2 separate regions of the Homo sapiens genome follow, and region 2 is linked to region 1. Evidence: chromatin loops called from intact Hi-C (ENCODE). Cell type or tissue: Calu3. All regions are shown on one strand.

The links. Peaks named below come from ENCODE experiments on the same cell type or tissue, not always from the same donor. Only the 100,000 strongest peaks of a DNase experiment are listed, where the experiment ranks them.
Region 2: it touches region 1 in a loop (7-fold over the local background); 3 of 110 quality-filtered maps call a loop at or near these places.

What each region holds. Positions count from the first base shown.
Region 1 is chr14:78,168,820-78,171,319 of GRCh38, reverse strand. NRXN3 (neurexin 3) reads right to left here and starts at 947. Exons shown (of 21, transcript NM_001330195.2): 1 at 646-947. In Calu3, no CTCF peak of the experiment used is centred here; a DNase peak (open chromatin) is centred at 949.
Region 2 is chr14:78,835,875-78,838,374 of GRCh38, reverse strand. All of the region lies in intron 10 of NRXN3 (neurexin 3), which reads right to left. Among named protein-coding and RNA genes, the nearest start is that of NRXN3-AS2, 130 kb to the right of the region's middle. In Calu3, a CTCF peak has its summit at 1,369 (motif pointing right); a DNase peak (open chromatin) is centred at 1,354.

The DNA.
Region 1 (2,500 bases):
CCTTCTCCAAGTATGCCCACCTTCACAAGACAGGAGTCCAACCTGAATTTTTAGACTCTAGGACCACCTCCTCACACCCCCTCAAAAAAAAAAAAAAAAAGCACACACACACTCACATACACGTCAATTCCTCAACAGCTAGGGAAATCCCTGTCTCAATTCAATTTTGTTTTCTTGTGATCCTCAGAGTGTCCTTTCTGTTTCTCATTTTAACCAGCCCAAATAAATAAATGAATAAATGAGGGGGGAAGTGACTACAAAATGTCAAAAAAAAAGTATCTGCCCAAAATGAAGTGATGAGCACACATCATTTCAGACTAACAATTCAAGCAAATAGGAGAAAGACTCAAAAAAAAAAAAAAAAAAAGAAGAAGAAGATAAAAATCTAAAACATTCTCTGACTTTTCCAACATCTGGAGGAAAAGGACCCAACTTCCAGGAGAAACTGAAGGAAAAGAAAGGCAGTTGAAAAGCCATTTCCACAGTCAGCCAAGGCTCATGGATACAGTATTCAAAAAAGAAAATCTAGGTTGGTTGCTCCCAACTGAAAACTTCTACCCTCTCAGGAGCAACCTCTTCCCAGAACGGACAAGAACCTTGAGTTGTTTCATGCCCTGACTGCCTTCCTTTCCCCGCAAACCTTACCTTTCCAGTTGAACAGAAGATTTGGGATCTGTCTGTATGTCTGTTTGATGTTTAATCAACTGAGTTTGCTGGGTATGTTTCCTCTTTGGGTAGGTTCAAATTCCAGAATCTTTCTCTCTCCTTTTCCTTTCTCTCTGGGAGGGAGTGGCAGGGTAGAAGGGAGGGGTTGTTGGAGGTGCGAAAAGCAGGTCCTTGGTGGCTGGAGATGCCGAGGCTGAGAGAGGGGAGGACAGGTTGCCTCTCCCTCTCTGTGAGTTGCATGCAAGAGGCGATGTGTAGGGCTGAGCGCTGAGCCTGAGACTGCTGGAGGAGCCCAGGAATTTCACGCACTCCAGAGCCGGCCCCTCCCTCTCCCACACAGACCCCAGCATTTAAAGAGACAGACAGGCCGCCTGGCTCAGGGCTTCACCTCCTCCCTGACTGTTTTGCAAACAGCTGAGAAGATATCATGAGGGAGGGGCAGTTTGCAGCCCCCACAACTAAGAGGCAGTGTCTGAGCTCAGTTCTCCCCTTACTCCAGCCTGAGAGGAGAGTTCTTCCCTAGAATCAGAGTAGGAATTAATATAAAGACAAAATTCTTATTTACAGCTTCAGTAACCAAACCACTTCCCCACTGCTGAGGATGTGTGTGTCTCCTTGCAGACTGAGGGACTCTAACCTACAAGTGTGCCTCAGTTTCCCTGAGTAGTTGCTCTTCCTTGCAAAATCAGGGCAATCTTTGAGCATCTAGTGGAAGTCAGGGCTGTAACTAGGACACAAATCTATTCCTTCAACAAGCACTTTGAATGCCTGCTTAGGATGAAGCATACTGCAAGGGGCTGGGGACATAGAAATGAAAGTGACAAATGGGGCTTCCTCTCTCAGAGCCCCTAGCAGCAAAGACAGACCCAGGCACAGCCCATCCTATCCTAAGGGGCTGCCAGCTAAGGGTCAGAGGCCCGAATCAAGTGTTTTGGTGACTCAGGAAGATGGCTCTCTTTTGTGGCTTGCACTCTGAGCTCTGAGCCTAGACTGCACCCCTAAACCCTTGAAAATCCCTTGCCAGCCTTGACAAACTAGTTCATGTCTGTGGAAACGTTTCCCCAGTCAAACCTAAACAAGAGATGACAGTCGGTGGCACCCAATACAAAGGTTTTGCTCAGCATCAGGCCCTGGCACCTTATGTGAAAATGCAGCCCCAAACTCCTTTCTTCTCCAGCTCCCTTTTTAAGGGCTGCACTGGCATGTCCTCCCTTGGACCAGCACCAATCCACTAATAGCTGTTGAGCACTTACCATATGCCACTACGTGGGTCATCTCATTCAGTCCAGTGAGGTTTGTGCTATTTGACAGTTGAGATCCATTCCACAGTCTTAAAAGTTGAAGCTTTAGAGAGGGTGCCCAAGGTTACACAGCTGGAAGCTGCTAAGAATGAATTTGAACTCAAGTCTATCCCACTCCAGAGCCTGCCTGTTAGCCACAGTACTCTATTGCCTCCAGCCAAGGATGGTAGTTCTTATATTTCTGCCCTTTACTGGATGTTCTTGCAGCATCCTAGCACTTTCCTGACCCAGCAAACTTTAATAGCACATGTACCCGGCATCATGCTCATGAGAAACAAAATGAATCTATCAAGGTCTGAACCCCAAGGACTCCACTAAGCATTGGAGGAGGACAGAAATGTGTTTCTATAAAGCAAAGGGAAAATAATCATGAGAGCAATGTAAAGGAAGCTCTATGGGATTGTCGATAAGCAAGTGATTAATTGTGATTTGGAGGTGGGGGATATCAAGGCAAGCTTGGTGGACTAAAGTGGCATCTGGGCTGGGACTAGACGGACATATGCACTTCCATCATTACTAGCCTACTTTTCAGT
Region 2 (2,500 bases), 670 kb before region 1:
CTACTTCTACACAATAAAAAAATCTGTAGAAATTAATGTTACAAGAACGAGGTAATATTTTTAAGTGAGGTTGTTAGCCTACTTAATTAATCTTATCATAGATTTAAAAGCATAGAATGGTCTAAGATAGATTTTCTGAAGCACTGCTAAAATAAAGAAGTATTTTAAAGACTTTTTAAATGGAAGAACATTTGCTAGGGAAAGTAAAGAGCATTAAAGACTTGGTTGTAAAAAGTTCAGTATATTCCACAGATAGTAGAGTTAAAGGGGGGCAAAGAAGATTATACTATTTCTATTTTATCCTCCTTGGTGATCACTCCATAGCTGATAATCTAATAACAAAAATCTAATCTATATAATTAATATCTCATTTATAGGTAAAATAATTTGTTATCTAATATGGCTCAGTGAAAACTCTGTTTAGCATTCTCTGGGCTTCTAATATAGATTCATGCTGAGGTTCCAAGAGATCAACTTGAAAATATGCTCTCTAATCCAACATAAGGCTAAAAATTATGAAGGCAAGATTTTGCATCTACACCAATATGTTTTCTGGAACACTGTAATGTGGCATAACAACACGCAAAGGTGGCTTTTCACTAAAGATGGAAGCCCAAATAACTGATGTGCTTCAATACAAAATCGAATTAAGAACAAATTTGTGGAGGGGAACAGTCAAAGCCTGAGACCAGAAGAACCCACAGGCGACTTCCACCTGCTCTAGAAGTGGCAGGGACAGGCATGGGGGTGGGGAGCAGGGAACAACCAAGAACAAGTATTTCTCAAAGGACACTTGCTCTTTCCAAAAGGATCAGAGAAAAGTACCATATGAGAGCATTCTCCACTCAAATAGAAAACATTCTCAAAGAGAAAAAAAAAAAACCCACAAAAATAAAGAGGCAAAGGACTAGGGTGAAGCATTTTCAGGTTTCCTTCCATAAACTTGTTTGACAAATTCCAGGATCACTCACCAGGCCCAAAGTGGCCACTATTCACAGTTGGATCCAACATTAAATCCCCAAATCAATAAACATTTTAAAGCCAACAAAGAGGGCCTTAGACACAAGGTGGAGAGAGGTTTGTTTTCATTTTAACAGGAACTTGGCTGCTATTTCTAACCCAAAAGTAATTTGCTTCTGGACTGAAAGAGAGAGAGACTTTAGATTTAAGGATAGTAATGCTGTAATTCTTAATAAACTATTGCAAATCAAGCATTCTGAATAGGGCTCGATAGAGGTGCATTCACAATCTCACTTTTCATTCATACTGTAGCCTCTCACACTAATCTCCGCCCAACTCCCAGGCAAAAGTTTCTTAATTAAGGATGGGGGGTGGACAGTAGGTGGCGATGTGGGTTAACAAGTGAACTTGAACACTGCCTTCACAGACTCCAGCCTTCAAAGGAGGGAGCAACTGATACTCCTTGTGGCCACTCTAAGGCTCAATAGAATAGAAGGAAGTGTGGATCTTCTCCGGCTTGCAGCAAGAAAATGGCTGACCCTGGAACACTGTAGAACATCAGCCCATGTCTTCCCTACTCATAGTCTATTATCTCCTCAGGTATGCCAATGCTGAAAGTATTTAAATAAAGTAAATTGTCCTATTCACATCTCAACATGGATTATACATAAAAGTAATTGTGCAGCAAATTAAATGAAAATAACAATTACATGTCATGAAATAAACTAATACTAGAGCCCACTAAACTATCATGGAGGACACAGGTTATGCTGTTTTATTTTCCTTTCTTTCTGAGGGCTCCAAATTAGAGCACCATGTTATTAAAAAAATATACATTTAAAAGACTAGGGTTCCTGAGTTGTGGTCCACAGACGAGCTACATCAGAATTACTGCACATGCTTATGAAAATGTATATCAGTCCCAACTCAACCTACTGAATCAGATGTTCTGAGCATGGAGCTGAGGAAACTACACTTTGGCCAGCTTCTCATTTAGGCAATAAAATTGCTCTTTATATCTTATACTTCACTGAATAGCCTCCCAAGAAGGAGGTGAAAACCTTTTGAATAACAATATTTATAGTAAAGGCAGCAGCAAAAGCTGGGATTTATAAGGAGAAAGTTGTTTTTCTGTCTCCCCTTTCCCCATCATGGCAGATAATAGAATAAGTAACATTCTCTTTCCTTTTTTGCTTTCATGTTGTGTCTTGCCTGTTTCCTAAGTCTCTGTGTTCTGGAAAATTTAAACATCTTAACTGTTTCTAGTGCATATGATTTTAATATTTATGGGTTTTAGATGACGTAGACACATTTTGAAAGAGACCTTAAAAATTGATTCAGTGTATTCTGTGTGCCAGAGCAAGATAATAAGCTTGACAAATTATAGGGCACCCCCACAGTGCCCCTACACATAGTACATTGGGGGACAATCAGGATGCCAAAAACCCTGTAATTAGAGGTGTTGTGGCTGGAAGGAGTCTTGATTACAAAAGCCTGAGAGCCTGTGCAAGATCATTTCTTTTTCTAAGAGAGGATCACC